Regions from separate parts of the Mus musculus genome. Here region 2 is linked to region 1. A link is a loop called in an ENCODE intact Hi-C map of the cell type or tissue named here. Cell type or tissue: heart. All regions are shown on one strand. Links, peaks and the distances in the headings refer to the core of each region. The heading gives the core; the rest is flanking DNA. Region 1 holds the start of Socs1 (suppressor of cytokine signaling 1). Region 2 has its middle 32 kb from the start of Rmi2.

The links. Hi-C counts contacts between places; a loop is a spot of excess contacts. Peaks named below come from ENCODE experiments on the same cell type or tissue, not always from the same donor. Only the 100,000 strongest peaks of a DNase experiment are listed, where the experiment ranks them.
Region 2: it touches region 1 in a loop (4-fold over the local background); 7 of 42 quality-filtered maps call a loop at or near these places.

What each region holds. Positions count from the first base shown.
Region 1 is chr16:10,782,384-10,790,892 of GRCm38, forward strand. It overlaps Socs1 (suppressor of cytokine signaling 1), which reads right to left and starts at 3,153. Exons shown (of 2, transcript NM_009896.2): 1 at 3,048-3,153; 2 at 1,425-2,538. The coding sequence starts at 2,488. The coding sequence ends at 1,850. It overlaps Tnp2 (transition protein 2), which reads right to left and starts at 6,272. Exons shown (of 2, transcript NM_013694.4): 1 at 5,882-6,272; 2 at 5,552-5,710. The coding sequence starts at 6,218. The coding sequence ends at 5,694. It overlaps Prm3 (protamine 3), which reads right to left. Exons shown (of 1, transcript NM_013638.2): 1 at 8,125-8,509. The coding sequence starts at 8,506. The coding sequence ends at 8,201. In heart, for the core only: CTCF peaks have their summits at 1,992, 2,811 (motif pointing left), 3,086, 4,158 (motif pointing left) and 1 weaker place; DNase peaks (open chromatin) are centred at 2,758, 3,188, 3,608, 4,138 and 4 weaker places; H3K4me3 peaks cover 4,196 bases; H3K27ac peaks cover 5,007 bases; H3K27me3 peaks cover 2,021 bases.
Region 2 is chr16:10,862,919-10,871,427 of GRCm38, forward strand. No RefSeq gene overlaps it. Among named protein-coding and RNA genes, the nearest start is that of Rmi2, 32 kb to the left of the region's middle. In heart, for the core only: no CTCF peak of the experiment used is centred there; DNase peaks (open chromatin) are centred at 2,883, 4,173, 4,783 and 5,323; H3K27ac peaks cover 1,009 bases; H3K27me3 peaks cover 1,123 bases.

The sequences.
Region 1 (8,509 bases), core at 123-8,122:
AAATCCCCCTGGCATGCTGAAGAACAGCTTCTCTATTCACCATGTCTGAAGGAGGGCCTGGTTCCAGCCTGTGAAACAGGGATGCCAGCAGTGCCACAGGGCCAACCAGAAGCCCAGGTGAAGGGCAACTGTTTTAAAGGTGACCTGGAACTGGTGAGTACCAGTACAAGCCAGGCAACGGTGAGGCCTCACCCCAAGAGCTTTTCTTTGCCTTCTGGCCAGCCTGTTCCCCAAAGGCAGGGGCTTAACTCCCTGGCGGGTCCAGGTGTCAAGCAGGGGTTTCCCAGCTAGCTGCCTCCTCCCTCCACCCCCAAGCTCTTGCTGTGGGGATCTGCATGGTACCACAGTACTCACCAGGTCTCTGCCCTTCGCCCTGCTAGACTGAAAAGCAGCATGGGGAGAACCTTATTCATTCACACAGCAGGTTTGGTCCTCCATGCTCTCTCCTCACCTCCCTGAAGGACTGGCCATGCTGGGATGGAGAACCACAGCCATTCTAACGCTCCAGAGAAAGCCCAGACAGTGTCAGTGTGCCCAGAGCAGCCACTTCCTCTGAACGTGATCATTAAGCATTAGGAAAGCCACTAGAAGCATGTCCCAGGCTGCAGGAGTCACAGAACTCATGAAGATGGTGTGGGATGTGGGCCCCTGATGACCAGCAAGCTCCAGGCGTCTGTCTCAGAGCCAGTGCTGGGTCCTTTCTAGTGCCCTGCTTGTGTCTTGGAACAGCCCTTCCAGCTGGGCTCCTAACAGCACCATTGCTTCAGAGGCCCAGAGGCAAAGGGAATTGCCCAAGCCACCAGCAGCACCCAGGCCCCTGCCACCACAGACCACAAAGCAGCTTTCTGGCTCCAAAAAAGTACACAAGGCAGAGTGGGGAGAGGAGGGAAAAGTCAAGCCAGCATGGCCCATCATCCCTCTGAAATGCTTGATGGCTTGCAGAACCACCACTCCTTCCAAAAACTCGGGGAGCCCTGGCCTCTCTGCCCCACCCTCTTCCTGGAAGTAGTTGTGGTCAGAGAAGCAAAGAAGTTTCCTCTCTGTCATCCATTTCAAATTGATGCAGGATGGACAGTTAAAAGGCCCACCTCTCCAGTCCAGGAATGGTCTGTCGTCAATTACCCGTCTCTCAGTTTTCTCCTCTGTATACTGGGGGCAACACAGTACTCAGTGTCAGGGGCTGTCCCTGTAGGATCCCATCACAGAAATACCAGAGACCAGGCACGGATACTCAGGAGCGGCCATCTTCCCAGTCATAAACCACAACTAGCCTGGAAGTTTGGTCCCCATCACTGTGGGTGGAGATGTATATGATGTCCGACCCTCCCCCCTCCCCCCAGCATCCCGAAGACTTCAAGAAAAGTCAGTCTGTATACCCCACTCCCAACCCAGGACGTTTGGCCAAAGCATACGCTCTAGGAATCTTTGTTTCTTTTAAAAAAAAACTTTCATAATAAAGTTTATTACCTAAACTGGCTGTAAAAATATAAAATAGGATATTCTGCACAGCAGAAAAATGAAGCCAGAGACCCTCCCCGACCCCTGGTTTGTGCAAAGATACTGGGAATATGTAAACATGGAGAGGTAGGAGTGGAATTCAGGTCCTGGCCCCAGACACAAGCTGCTACAACCAGGGGGGACCCGGAGGGAGCACCAGGAGGGGAGCACCCCCACCCCTGAGAGGTGGGATGAGGTCTCCAGCCAGAAGTGGGAGGCATCTCACCCTCCACAACCACTCCCTCCGACCCAGGCGGGGAGGGCTCCCACGTGGTTCCAGAAAAATAATAATAATTAATAATAAGAAATAATAAGGCGCCCCCACTTAATGCTGCGGCACAGCGGCAGCCGGTCAGATCTGGAAGGGGAAGGAACTCAGGTAGTCACGGAGTACCGGGTTAAGAGGGATGCGCGCCAGGTTCTCGCGACCCACGGCGGCCACGATGCGCTGGCGACACAGCTCCTGCAGCGGCCGCACGCGGCGCTGGCGCAGCGGGGCCCCCAACATGCGGCGCGGCGCCGCCACGTAGTGCTCCAGCAGCTCGAAAAGGCAGTCGAAGGTCTCGCGGCTGCCGTCCAAGTGGAAGCGGCCGGCCTGGAAGTGCACGCGGATGCTCGTGGGGCCCGAAGCCATCTTCACGCTGAGCGCGAAGAAGCAGTTCCGTTGGCGACTGTCGCGCACCAAGAAGGTGCCCACGGGCTCGGCACGCAGCCGCTCGTGCGCCCCGTGCACGCTCAGGGGTCCCCAATAGAAGCCGCAGGCGTCCAGGAGCGCGCTGGTCCGCGTGATGCGCCGGTAATCGGAGTGGGAGCGGAAGGTGCGGAAGTGAGTGTCGCCAGGGGCTGGGGCTGGGACCGCCGGGCAGGGCCGGGGACGCACGGGGGCCGCTGGCGAGGACGAAGACGAGGACGAGGAGGGCTCTGACCGCCGTCGGGGCTCTGCTGCCGGGGAGATCGCATTGTCGGCTGCCACCTGGTTGCGTGCTACCATCCTACTCGAGGGGCCAGCTGGAGGGGTGGGCCATAGCGTCCGGGGCTGCGCTGATGGGGGAGACAGAGGCAGTGAGCCGGGCGTCCGGGTGGCACAGGCCGGCCAACAGACCCCAAGGAGCGAGAGCGGCACGCAGAATCCGCCCGGAGCTTGAGCCTCGGTGGGCTCATCTGCGAAGTAGGCCGTTCCTGTATGCGGAACCCTTCCAGACTGGCGGTGGAGCCCTGCCTCCCCGCGCGCGTGGAGAAGGGGGCGTGGAGAGGGGCCCGACTCCCGGCCGTCCCCGCTGGTGGCTAGTCGCCTCGCGGCTGCCGCCTACTGGCCACGCCGGGGACTGGAACCCGGGCGGAGGATCAGGGCTCAGGGCCGGAGAGGAGGGGCTGACGGCGCCCCGCTCGAGCGAGGGGCCTCCTGGGGGAGCCGGGGCGGGGGTGGGGGGGCGCCAGAGGCGTGGCATCCTCGACCCTGCCATACAGTCTGCGAGGTTAGTCCTGCCGGGCTCTGCTCCCATCACCTCCCATCCCCTCCCGCCTGCTCCCTCGCAGCTGCCTTGGCTCACCTGGCGGCAGGACGCGGGGAGCCGCGGCTGGGGGCTCCGGGGCGGCTGTCGCGCATGCTCCGGGGCTGGGAGCCGTGCCGCTGCCACGGCCGCAGTTCTCTCTGCTGCTGCCCGCCCCTGCATCAGGCTCTTAAACCAGGCAGGCCCCGCCCACAGGTCCAGCCCACCCCCGCTTTCGGTTTCTCTTTCCGGCAAGTCTTTCGGGTTCTCTCTAGACTCCTGAGGCTCTCCCTGGAGACGGTTCCTCTAACTTGGTTTCGCCTCGCACCTTCCCACATTGGGACCTCTGGGGTTCCGGCTCCAACCGGAATCTTGTGTTCCGTGCCTGGGGTGCTTAGGACTTGGTGCCCGCTCTTTTGCTCTACCTTCGCCCCAAATCGCAGCCCGCCGTGTGGGATGCTAGCGCGGGGCTGACACGCCTCCTCCCCTCCGGGTGTCTGCATTCTTCTGGTTAGGGCTCCGCCTCGCCTGGACCCTGTGCTCCCCAAGCAGCTCCTCCCTGCCAGGGTCCTTCCTGCCCAGGACCCGAAGGCCTTGGCAATCTCGACCCTTCTTGGAACCCGGCTAGCTAGTCCTAGAGACCTGTGGGGCCGCCGCCCTCCTCCAGAGCCGCGTGCGGGCCCCTCCCGTTGGCCATTCGGCCTGGCCTTGGCTTGGGCTTCCCAGGAAGCGGTGGCCTGACCGCAGAGGCTTCAAAGGAAGCCTAAGGCGGTGCGGGAGGGGCGCCCCCGCTCCCGGCCTAGTTCCTCGGAAACCGGGCGGGGTTGGGCTGGGTTCCCAGGGGCCTGGACTCACTCTCTGCACTCTTACTACGTGGGCAGCCGGAGAAACTGAGGCCCCGGGCGGGGCTGTGATTCCAAAAAAAGCTGTAATCCCCAAACTTTTGGTCAAGACTCCAGCAAGCATCTGCCTGTACAAGGGGCCCCGAGCACACCTTGGCTTAGGATCCAGGCAGTCAGACCTATCATTAGGACACTGTGTGGTTTCGTGATTCAGTTTGTCCTGAAAGGCCAGGAGTGGGTGCCTGGCTGACGATGTTTATGAATGAAGGCGGATGAGGTTCGCGTGCAGGCTTCCCTGTGCTCACAGTGACGCACACTGCCCTCTACAGGTTTCTCTGTTAGCTGTCAGGCGGCTCCTCTGAAGCTCTGAGGCCAAGTCCTGGTCTCCCCAGACAGAGCACAGAGCGCCATATTTCATCCTAAGCACAACCAAACTTATCTTGTGGTGCTTGAATTTGTGTGGCTGTGGTTGTGGTGCAGCCATGGTCAGTCTAACCCTTGGTGGGCGATAAAGGCTGGGTTTGTAGCACTGCCTCCCTCTAGCGCGTCTCAGCCTAGACTGGCCTTCAGGTCTTTCTGGTCTGGCAAGCATCACGGATGCTTGTTTGCAGTGCTGGGGACTAAACACAGGGCCTTGTACCAGCCTATTTTAGTAGTACTGGGGTTGGTGAACTCCATCCCCAAACTGTGCTTCCAGCCCAGGCAAAGTGAGGAAAACCTCTTGGGGTACAGTATCCCCTTGGGACTTGGCAGGCTTATTGGTGCTGAGGTGGGTGACAAGGCTGGGCTGGCTCCTGCAGGCCTGCCTCCCTGCCAAGCTCTTGGCAGACCTTTTCAGAAGAACCCTATAAATAGAGGACTCCAGGCCTCCACCTCTGCCTGCTCTCAGGAAATCTCCCCTCCTCCTCAGTCAGAGGGTGTGTCCTCTCGCCCTGCCCCTGGCTAGCCCTCTCCCATCCATCACATTCCAGTGATGCAGTCTTTAGTATATATGCCAGGGATCTGATTGCCTTCCTTCCATCTAAAGTACAGGGCAAGTCAAGCTGTCTTTGGACAACTTGGTTTCAGTTTCTAAAAGTTGTGAAAAAGAAACATGCTGAGCTGTATAGCTGCTTCCTGACCCACCCCCAGGGGTCCAGAGAGCCCAGTACCCACTGTACAGTGGCTGCCATTGTAGGGTCCTGCAGGCTTGGATGCAAAACGTGGTTCCATAGCCTAGCCTGCAAGCCACCTTTTTCCAGCATTCACAGTGTCCTGCTGGGAAGTACTGCCCACTGCCCCTGTGTGATTTTGAAAGTGTCAACGCAGATGGGAGAGGGAGGGACTGGGAGATTGTGCGGTGAGGTAGATAGCCTGTCCCACTTCTGGGAAAGCTCTGGGAAGTTCAGTTCCCTGAACTTGGTCCGTTAGCCAAGCAATGTTGCCTTGCTGTCATGTCTGCTGTGTACACTTGCGTGCAAGCATCCCTTGTGGATAGGAATGCTTTATTTAAAAAAATTAAAACTGCTGACTCAGGCTGGAGAGATGGCCGGGCGGTTAAAAGCACTGACGGCTCTACCAGAGGTCCTGAGTTCAATTCCTAGCAACCACATGGTGGCTCACAGCCATCTGTAATGGAATCTGATGCCCTCTCCTGGTGTGTCTGGAGACAGCGACAGTGTACACATACATTTTTTTTTTGTTTTTGTTTTTTTTTTTTTTAAAAAGCTGCTGACTCAAGACTAGTCTTCCAGGGTACAAGCTTTAATCCATGTTGCATAGAAATTGCTGCAGTGACATGTTCCTGTGACATCATCCCAACAGTCCCCTAGTGATGGCTATCTCATTTTGGGATCAAATGGACACAGGAACATCCTGGAGTGCGTCACTTGTATCTTCGCCCTAAAAGACAGGAATGGAAAAAGGACCTTTAATACCTGTCTGCTCCCCCTCCACTCCCCCCAGTCCATTCCACTCCATCTGGAAAGCAATTGAGTGCGTGTTGCTCAGGTAAGCCATGACCGCCTGGGCAGCCTTGCAGTGTTCCCTTGTCCCCGCTTGCCCTGCAGGTACCTGAGCTACGCCTCTTAGCTCTGTGAGTCCGTTTCCGCCTCCTGACGGCCTTTCTCTTGCTCACTTTCCCTTCAAAGGTCTTCCTGTTCTTGGGGCAGCTCCCGCGGTGGCTGGGTCTTGCAGGTGAGTGTCGAGAGTGCACGGATGGCTTGGGGTGCTTCATGGGCGGGCCAGGGCTGGGGCTGGAGCTAGAGCCCGCGTGGCCTGCCTGGCTGCAGCTCCGGCAGTGGTGGCTGCAGGTGCACTGATTGCACTGGTTACTGGTGTGACTTTGAGGCCGCGAGGAGCTGTGGGGGTGGGGATGAGTGGTGGGAAGGCTCTGCATCTTGGTGTCCATGGGAGGCCACACTCGGGGCAGAGACTTCCTCCTCCTCCTCCTCCCAGCAGGCCCGGCTTTGGGGAGTCCCCACAGCCCCTAGTTATATAGCTGGGCCGATTATGATGGCATAGGCCACAGAGGGTGACAGGTATGACAAAGCCCTGCCTCTCATCTTCACCCAGGGCGGGGCAGCTTTTAGGGTCCTGTGGGTCAGGTCAGATTGTGCTGAGCCCACATCTCAGATCTGCAGCTTTCTTGTTTCACCTCTGTGTGTCCCTTCTTTCTACTCCAGTCCTCCCAACTAAGTAATTGTACCCTTCTCACGGTGACATCAACGCCAGGAGAAGTAACAGAGGATTTATATCATGAGGTTAGCTAAAGATCAGCCTGTAGCCTGTGCTTGAAGGCCTCAAGACAGCTGCAGAGTTCCATTTTCCACCCGGCCACCTAGTGCCTGGCCTATTATAGGAAGTATAGCCAGTGTGTGGGTAGCGAGACACTGTGCCCTGATTGGGTAGCATCTTAGAACAAAGGCTTTCAGGGTGATTAGGGCCCCAGCAGCTGGGAAGTTAAGGGTCAGGTTCACAGAACTGAAGCCTGATCTTGGGTATCCCATGGGCTCCCTCAGTCTTACATGACCACCCCCCCCCCCCATTCTCAGCCTGGGATGCTTTGAGTCCTGGTGGTCTTTGCTTTAGTACCCAGCCTGGAAAAGACAAGGTCGTGGTATTTTACTAGAACCACCTGTAATCACTCTGACACTCTTGTAGGAGGCAATGCTGCCCACATGGCCCTGGCCAAACTTCAGTACTTCTGAAGAATTCCCTCTCACCACCCATGCAGCCAGGATTCACTGGCATGGGCCTTTACATTCAGTGTGTGTATGTGTGAGTGTGTTCAGAAGACAACTCTTAGGAGTGGTTTCTCTCCTTGAACTCAGCTTGACAACATGTTCCTTTACCTGCTGAGATGGTCTCAGCTCAACGAATCTTCTCCAGAGTTCTGGGATTCCAGTTCTAAGTTCACTTTTAAATAAACATGCCGTTGTGAAACTACCTGATTTAATGAGTTCTGCCTTCTCTGTTCATCTTTTGCAGCCAGCTTTGTCTGGGATGTTCCCATATTAGCAGGCTGAATGGTAGCTTCCCCTCCCCAAGATAGAGCCTTTGAAGAATTATGGTACCATGCAGAGCTATAATTGGGCAGGCCTTCACATCCACTAGCAAGTATTCTCACAGAGGATAGAGGCACTGTCACAAGAGTCTGCCTGGCATGTACAAGGCCCTGGGTTTGATGTGCAGGCTGGGCTGCTGTAGCCATAAGTCCAAAGTTTCAGGAGTAGTGGCTGGTGGCACCTACACCCAGGGCTGTCCCCACATGCAGATCCTTGTTGGGGCAGTACACCTAAGGCACAGGCTCTGTGCTTGTGCTACACAGCCAGCCCTGAGGCCTCTGCAGCTCCCATGGGAGAACTGGCCACACGTGAAAGACATATTTGGGTCTCTGGCATGAATTTGAGCCCTATCAACCTTCCCCAAACCCACTTGGAGACCTTTGTGTTCCTTGCCTCTCCTAAGGTTTCACTGGGTTTCACTTCCCAGATCCCAAGAGCCCTCAGTGGCAAGGTGGGTGAAAGCCAAGGGCTGAGAGGGCCTCCTTCCTCCCACATACTGCTGTTTCTTTTGAATAGGAGTTAATAGGAGATGGAACTTTCCTCTGGGCTTCCCTGCATATAGCCACATCCTCCATAGAGGATGCTACATAGAGCCTGAATCAAAACATATCCAGCCTTGGACAGCACCCCCAGTGAGGCATTCTCTCTCTCTCTCTCTCTCTCTCACACACACACACACACACACACACACACACACACACACACACACACGTATGCACATAAAGGGAAAGAGGGAGACCAAGAGAGTTCCATGGAGACTCTTTATTCTTTTCTGAATGTCCTCTGGCGTGGCAATGGGCACCCATTGCCAGGCAGGCCTTGTGGCTCAGGAGTGTGTCTGCTTGGGCTCGGGGCTTGGCTGGGCCTCCCCATCCTCGGCGCTCTCTTGCTTTTCGGGCTCCAGCAGCAGCAGCTTGCCCTTCACCGGGATTTGCTCCTCTTCCTCTTCTTCTTCTTCCTCCTCCTCCTCTTCCTCGTCCTCCTCCTCTTCCTCGCCCTCTGATGACAGGGAAAAGTTGTCTTGACTCACACAGGCCACGAGCTTCTTCATGGAGGACTCGTGGCCACGGCTGTGACCAGTGTTCTGGGCTGGGCCATGGCCAGTGCTGAGCTTGGCACAGCGGGAACCCATCGC
Region 2 (8,509 bases), core at 72-8,071, 80 kb after region 1:
ATCCAGTTGCTGTCCATTTAGTTCTAGACACTGGGTCACTGTCATTTTCATTTCCATATTTTGTGTGGCTCTGACAGCACTGCTCAGCTTACTGTGCATATAAGGACAGCATTTAAATGTCCTTGTCAAGAGACTTAGAGACTTTGCCTCTTGAAGGTTGGTTTCCAGGGAGATCTGGTTCCTTTGAGCACACATATGTCCATGAATATTGCAGGGTCTCTGCACACCTCCTAAGCATAAGGAAGGACTTTCCTGTCTTAGCCTTTTGAGAGCCCTCGGGTCTCTTCTCTTAGATGTCCTCACCGTGAAAAGCTGGAGGTGCTGACGTCTGCTACTCTAGCTACCCACTGTTATGCAGGGGGCTCCACCACTACTGCCTACCAGATATCCAAACTACGCCCGTGTTCAGGCACAGTGTGGGGTGAGACAGAAGCCAGCTTCCAGAGCAGACCAGGTGTGGAAGCCGGGCAGCTGGCTCCCCTGAAGCCCACACAGGGTGGGATGTGGGCCGACTGAGTGAAAACGCTTGTGTACAGGTGCATGCACTGTGGCTCCTGGGCACTGCCCATCTTCTTATTGAGACAGGGTCTCTTGCTGGGCACTGCCCATCTTCTTATTGAGACAGGGTCTCTTGCTAGGGCTGGACCAAGCCTCTCAGTCCCCTTTCTTTTGCAGCTGTGCTCGGACCATATATGCTATGGGCCTAGTAAGAGTATCTGAGACACCATATGCTTCATGATTAAGGGCTCTCGGCTCAAAGCTCTTACTCTGTCCAGCACACCAGGTCACACAGTATGTCTTCCCTCCATACCCTGGACCACACAGTAGGTCCTCATTCCACACCCATCACATTTTCCATTTCCCTGACTTTCTCTTGTTTGTTTTACAGTTCACTTGAGCATCACACAGCTGACTCTTGCACTACGTGTAGACATTTCCTTTGGCTTGTTGTTCATCTTTGAGTGTCATCTTTCATGCCTTTAAGGCTCTCAGGCTGCCCCTGAGTCTGGGATGTGAAGGTCTCAGGTATTTCTTGCTGCTTTTCACTGCAGCTGTGACTTGTAGGTTGGATAAAGAAGTCTTTGTCAGGTTCACAGGCCATAGGGTGTCACCTCAGACCTACTGTTACAAGTTCTGAGTGCACAAGACTCAGAGAGTCCTTAGGGTCCTTGAGACACCTGGCTTGGTGGCCATAGTCTCAGGTGTTATCCCCTTAACCCTCAGGAAATACTCACTGGGTTTTGTTTGTTTGGTTGTTTGGTTGGTTTGGTTTGGTTTGTATTTTGGGACAGGGTCTTTCAGTGGCCCAGAACTAGCCTTGTTAGGCCTAGCCTGGCTGGCCAGCAAGCCTGGAATTCACCCGCCCACCTCCCAGCACAGCATCCGAAGCACACACCACCTTACCCAGTTCCCCCCACCCCCTGGTTCTGGGGATCCAACTCATGCTTGTAAGGCAAGCACATTATCAGCCAAGGCATCTTTCCTGACTTTATTTTTTTTGTTTGGTTCCTTTTCTTTTTAAAAAACAGTATGACTTTTTATTTTACATGTATGAGTGTTTGCCTGCATGTATGTGTATGTGTGTGACCTGTAGAGGTCAGGCCACCCATTCTCCTGGCAGTAGTGAGCTGTCACATGGATGCTGGGAATCGAACCCAACTCCTCTGTAAGAGAACTATGGAGCCATCTCTCCAACCTTATTTGATTTTATTAAGGCAGAATCTTGCTATGTAGCCCAGGCTGGCCTCAAATTAGCTTTCCTCCTGTCCCTGCCAACCAGGCTAGCTCTTTTTTCATGAAAACCATGTTGAACATAGCTTTGTTGGGACTCTGTGCTCACCACAGAACTGAGCACCGCAGGACTGAGCACCGCAGGACTGAGCACCGCAGAACTGAGCACCTGCCATCCCTGTAGGAGCTCAGAGAGTGGCACTGCTTTCCCATTTGAGGTGGGAGACCAAGGCTAGACCAGGATGAGAACTTCCCACACTGAAGAGGGAGGGCCAAGGTCACAGAGTCCTGGGCACACAGGTGGATGTAGGCAGCCACCAGCTGGCAGGCAGACTGGAGCGCCCTAGGATCACAGGTGTCTTGGACACACAGTCTGAGGACTGGGGCAGGATCCACCTGAAACCAATGCCAGCCCATCACGGTGCTTGCCTGATGTACCCTTGGAAGGGCATTGCCTAGATCAGGCCTCTTTCATTCTGTGGTTACTCTGCTGAGTTGCCTCTGGCCAGTTCTCCAGGCTGGACCAGGGTTCTTGGGAGAAGGCCTGACAGGTGGTCCCATGCCCTGAGTATGGCTGCTGTACCCCCTCTCCAGCACCACAGGTGTCACCCACCTGGATGGAAACTCCCAAGACCCATCCCTCTGCACGTTTCTCTTGGGCACACTTCCTGGTGTGCAGCAGCCTCAGCAAGATGCCTGTATCCTTGAGTGGAGCGCCAGGGTTCCTGCTTTACCCTGGACCTGTGCAGCTGTCCTCCACTGAGCCTGCCAGGCCTGGGTGAGCTCCTCCAGGCTGGCAGCTTCTGTGCCACCTGGCAGTAGTAGCTCATCGTCTTCATTATTGTTGGTACCCAGAAGGCCAGCAGACATTCCTGCAGAGCAAGAGGGACCTGTTGGGAAAGCTCCCCCTCCTGACTCCCCAGGACGCCAGAGTTCTCAGAAGTTGGGGAGGGAAAAGATGATCTAAGGAGGACTGTGCCTTGCAGTGCCTTCTCCCACAGTCCCAGCCCACTGGGCCACTTAGGAAGCTTTCCAGAAGACCTCTTGTGGTCTACTTGCATGTTGGGAGACCTCATGAGAGCTGACTTCACTCTGTCCAGACTGTCTCCAGGGAAGAGAGCCAAGCTGGGTCAGAAACCCTGGGCCAGAAGCTGGCCCTGGAAGCAGGGGTGAGTGTCCAGCTTCTACTGGGTCATCTGTAATGGGACAGGAATGACCAGGACTGAGAAGGAGGCAGCTGTGTCACACTAGAAAAGAGGCCAGCAGTCATGGTGACCCCAGCAGGGAAGTGTCCAGTCAGCAAAGGCAGCCATTGAGATTATCTCCAGTTCTTGCCCACTGGCCCTTCCCCACCAGGAGGCCAACTGCAGTGCCGCTGAGAAGGGGCGTGTCACCTCATCCCTGAAGTCTGGCCCCGGCAGAGCTGGAAAAGGCCCTTGTGGGGAACATCAAGCCCCAACCCACCATGGTGCCACAGGCCTAGCATCAGACTGCAGAGGCCTGCTGGCACATCCCAGGAGATGGACACACCATCCTAGCTGCTCAGCTCAGCCCTGGACCCAGTGCTCAGCAGGAGATGGCTCTAGACCCCAGCAGCCCCAAGGCCAGGCAGTGTCATACATCTTGTAAGCCTGTGGACCACACACACGGGTGAGTCTGGAATCACTCCCAGCAACTAACCCTTAGGCAACATGTGGACAAGAGGCTCTGGGGAGTCCTCCCCACCCCCAGCCCAGCCCCCAACCCATGCACTAAGCTTTAGGGTACAGGTAAGCTTTAGGATACAGAACAAGGGTTGCGTGGTTCATTCAGCTCTACATGAAGGACGTGAACTCCGAGCTTGTGCGGCTCAGCATCAGAGAGGACATTTACTGAGAGGTCTTGGCTAGCAGGAAGCTGCCACAGCAGGGACCCAGGTCCCACATCTGCCCATCAAAGGTCACCATGGACCTGGCACTGGCTACCACAGCTCAATCTGAGAAGAGGACAGACCAGCTCGACGCTAAGTGTTAACCCAGAAACAAGTGTGCTTCCAAGTCTGGGGGCGCTCCCAAGACGCTGAGCTCGGGAATGTCGGCACACCATAAACCACCCTATGCCACGCCTGAAGCTCTGCCTCCTCTGTAGCAAGGGCTTGGGTTCAGATGGCATGCCTGCACAAGCCAGCCGTGGCATTCCCTCTACTTCACACGGGAGGAAACTGAGGATGAAGAAATTATATAGCAGCGCGAGCCAGAGGCGGCTTCCCCGGGGTCTTCTCAGAGGCACATCAGGGCCACAGGCTACAGACACCGCCGCCTCCTCCATAAGGCTCCATTAGCAGCCTTCCAGCTCCAACTGGAGCTCAGCCCTCTCTTTCTCCACCAAGGCCCCCTGGGAGAAGGCTGGCCTCAGAAGGAACCCCCAGATGTTGTGTATGCCTCCTTAGCCAGCCAGGACTTTATATTCCTGACAGAATCCTAGCAGGGTCAGTAGCCCCAGATGACCTCACCAAGCCCAGGAACTTGTGGGGCTGGGCTGCGATTCCACGGGACCTGACAGGCTTTCCTGTGCCTACTGGTCATGAAGCCCTATAGGATCCCACAGGCAGAGGACCGGGAAGTGGGCAGGACTTACCCTTGAAAAGGCTTCTCAGCAGGCGATGCTGGAACCCATAGAACCTGGCTAGCACTTTAGGCTCATACAACCTGTGGAGTGGCCACAGGAATTTCTCCTCCACCAGGTAACTGACCACCTGGGCTGCGTGCAGGGGCCCATCCCCCACAGGCAGGAGTGGCAAGCCTTACGGTCACGGAGTGGTTCCTGAAATGGACACAGAGGAGATGGACACAGAGATGGGTCCCCCAGCAAGTCGAGATGGCTCACTGAGCCTCTCTTTCCCTGAAGGACAGTGATGTCACAGGCTGGAAAGGAATCACAGATGCTGTCCCCCTAGAGAGGGCTCCCCTCTCTCTGCAGAAGTGTCCTTATAAGATAATCCAAAGTCCTGCAATAGGGCCACAGCTGCCTGTGCACCCTGCTCCAGGGGCCAGTGGGGTAATGGGGATGGGCGTAGACACTGAGGGAGGCAAGCCAGGGTACCTGTCAGAGGTTTACAGGCACAGTAAGATGATGCTGAGTGGGCCAGAACAGGAGCCCAGACAAAGGGGGATTGTCAGAGATTTCTCCAGGCTAGGGAGAGACTCTAGAACTTTCTCAGGCTGTGGAACCTGAGGTTGGAAAGAGTGAGAAAAATCTGGGGGTGAGGCACTGAGAACGGCCACTCAGTGCCATCTGCTGAAGCCCTCGGTCTACACAGACCCTGCTAGGTTTCTAGCTGTTTCTTCACTCGTTTTCCTTTGAGGTATGTCCCAAGTTTACAGGTGGGGAAACTGAGGCAGAGTAGGAATTCAACCAAGAGTTAGGGTCAAGTTTCCCACACCCAAGAGGCACCATGCTGCCACCTGCTGGGCAAGAAGGGAACTGTAGGCGCTCTTGCCGGCTCCTACCTGTGAGGCCTTCGCTGCCCACGTCTCCATGGTTAATCCCTTCTCATCTAACAGCACAGAACAGCATGAGAAAAGTCCTGTGGTTCAGGCCGCTACAGTTCTGCTTACACTGCACTGTTTAGCCACGCACAGAAGCCCCTGTGGTTTGCCCCTTGTCTATAGAGGGGCCTCTGTCCTTCCGGCTGTTGAGGCCAAATACTTTGAAATCACCTCTCACTCCTCTTTTACCACCGCCATCCAGGTGAGTCCTGATCCTCTCCAGGCTGACCTAAAAGCACATCTGGATTCTGACTGCCTCTCATCCCTTCCACACTGAGTTTGCTCCAGCAACCCCAGCCAGCCCTATACTCTGTGCAGGGACACTGGGATGGGCCTTAGCTGCCAACTTCCAGGCAACCTGAACAGCCAGGCCCCTCACCATGGGGGCCAGTGGGAATACACAGAGATCCACCTTCCCCTGGGCCAAACCCCTTGTATGCGCCCATCTCCAAGCAGAAGCCAAGGCCTTAAACCACCTGGAACGTGCTCAAATCCTGCTGGCTTCCTTACTACTTTTCAGACCGGTACCACGGCTCTGCAACCTCCCAAACCCTGCTCTCCACCAGTGTGTGCCTACCCAGAGCTGCATACTCAAAATTCACCACCTCTGGGCTGGCAAGAAGGCTCAGTGGTTAAGGCACTTGCCACGCAAGCACAAGATCAGATACTGAGAACCACACATAAATGTGAGGCGAGCATGACAGAACTTGTGATTTCATTCTCAGAAGGCAGATGGATCCCCAGAACAAGCTGCCTGGCAAGACTAGCCCTATCAGTGAACTCTGGGATTGATTGAGAGAGCCTGCCTCAACAAGTAAGGCCATTATTCTCTATCAGCTTCAGGCATCCACATACGAGTGCATACACATGCGGGCCCACATACGTGCAGGCCCAAAGAACCGTACTTTAAAAAGGGGAGCCCTCTTGTGCTTCTCAGCCAAGCTTTACCCTCACCCATGTGTCTTTCTGCAGCAGTGTGCCACCTAATACATATAGGTCAGGGACTGGCCTCCTGCCCATTAGACCACATCCAGCCTGCTAGCCAAGGATGCCTTTCCCCATAGCTAAGTGTTTTGCAAAACTAACTAGAATGTGAACAGTGCTTGCGCAGAGCCTAAGCCTCAGTTTCCCACCTGTCAAATGAGAACCTCCTGTGTGGCAATGCTGCCCTACAGTACAGACAGACTCAGTCCTGTCATGTAGCAGGAACACAGGACTCGCGAGTAAGTCTCAGCACACTTACACGGCTGCATAAGAGGATGTGCTCAGCAAGGGTTTGCTCAGGACCCAGGAGGCCTGAGTCTCAGCCCAGGACACTGTACGGTGGATGACCTTGGGGAGTAGGGAGGGCAGAGACAGCTGTCAGAGGCACCTTCACTGAGCTCAGCCCCACCCCACCTTATCATACACACCCCTTCCCAGCTCCAGGGTTCATCTGGGTGGGCCTTAGCCTCGACTCCCAGACAACCTGAACAGCCAGGCCTGTAGCCACTGCCTGGCCTCCTCAGCCCGAGGCCATGGCATCGCCTCCAGATAGGCCTCCTTCAGCATGGCTGGAGGCTCTGCAACAGGTATTCCCCTGACACCTCAGTGATCCTACAGCACAAGCCAGGAAGGCCAGCCATGCCTAACATCTGAGCCCTAGAGGACACAGAGTCTGTGCTCTGGAGTAAGGAGTGGGGTAGCAATAAGTTAGCGGCACTAGGACTGCTGACCTGGTTACCTGGGATTGACAGGAGGGCCAGCTACCCCCTACTATACAAATGTGCATCCTCCACTAAGCTGGAACCTGTGTGGTATGACAGCCCTGGTAGAACCCTGTGTGTCTCCTTAGGGCTTTTCCAGTTGATGCTTCCCACGGGCATCACAAAACAATCCCCGGGGAAGTGGCTGGCATTCAGTGTGACACAGTGGAGCGCTGCATGTAGGGTTTTGGAGCTTCAGCCCAGCATCTTTCCCTATTGTCAACCCCACTCTGTACCCTTGTGCTGCTGTGAGTCACAGCCATGAGAATATCTGTGTGACCCTGGCCAGTAAGAATCCCCGGGGCTGTAAGAGTGGTTCTTAGCTGTGAGGAGGCTAGGTTCTCAGCTTGCTCAGGGCAGGGCTGTCTGCTGACCAGGCTGAAAGCCTTGCTGGAGCCCACAGACAGACACCCAGTGCCAGCCGTGGAATCTTCACAGCAAGGCTGTGTATGTGAGTGGAGTCAGGCAGTGGATGGATGAAGCCTGGACAGCAGGCATAGGTGGGTATTAACTTGGAGCCTACAAGAATGAAGAAAGCATGCCAAAGGCCAGAGGTCACAAGTGTCTAAGAAATAAGCTGTGGGCATCTACAGAGAGGAGACTGCTTTTCTGAGTGAGATAGGGCTGTGAGATGCAGTCTGAAGGCCCAAGGCTGCTGGGGCTGGGACTGGGACTGCACTGGTGCCCTCTCCTATACTCATGGTCCAGCTCAGCTGCAGCTGCTCCAGGTAGAGAAGGAGGTGGCAAGTCAGCACGTGCCTGGCCTGGCCTGGCCTCTGCCCCACAGGGTGGTCACCTGCCGGGACAGCGCCTAGCCCCACCCAAGTCAGTAGCAACAGACCCTCTGTCACACTGTCCAGAGTGCCCACTGGCTATACCTAGGCAGGGAAACTGAGGCAAGATCAGTGGGAGACTACAGAGACAGCACTTTGCAGCCTCTGGTGCCTGGGCTGGAGAGCTGCAGGCCACAGGCCAGGCCAGAGCCCCTCATGCTCCCTTAGCAGGGCCTGGCTACCCACCAGGTTCTGAATGCCTCTCACATAGTCTTCTTGGTGGCGGAGCTTCTTTTCCAGCTGGGCCTGCACCTGGGAGCTGATTGCTGTCATTCTAGACTGCAGGATAGAGGGACAGGTGAGAGATAGAGAAAAAGTCCTCTGGAGGATGTGTGGGCTGTCCTGAGGGGTCCACTCTGGTGTTCTGGGCATTGTTCACTCAAGGGCTCTGGGCTCTTGGCCAACAGCTTAACTCCAGATGGCTCAGCAGGGCCCCTTGACAACCTTGTACAACTAGGAGGAGGCTCTGGTTAGCTGCCTGAAGGGTCAGGCGCCTCAGTGGCTGGGCGGACTGCTGCACAAGAGCAGGGCCTCCACCTCCATGGCTCTCCTGTGGGCACACACCCGTAGTGTCACACTCTCTTCTCTGCCCCCTGGAGCCAGGAAGGGACCAAGGTTGCATCCATGCCGTCTCTGTCTGCCTACACCAGTGCCCTACACAAAACCTTAAGAT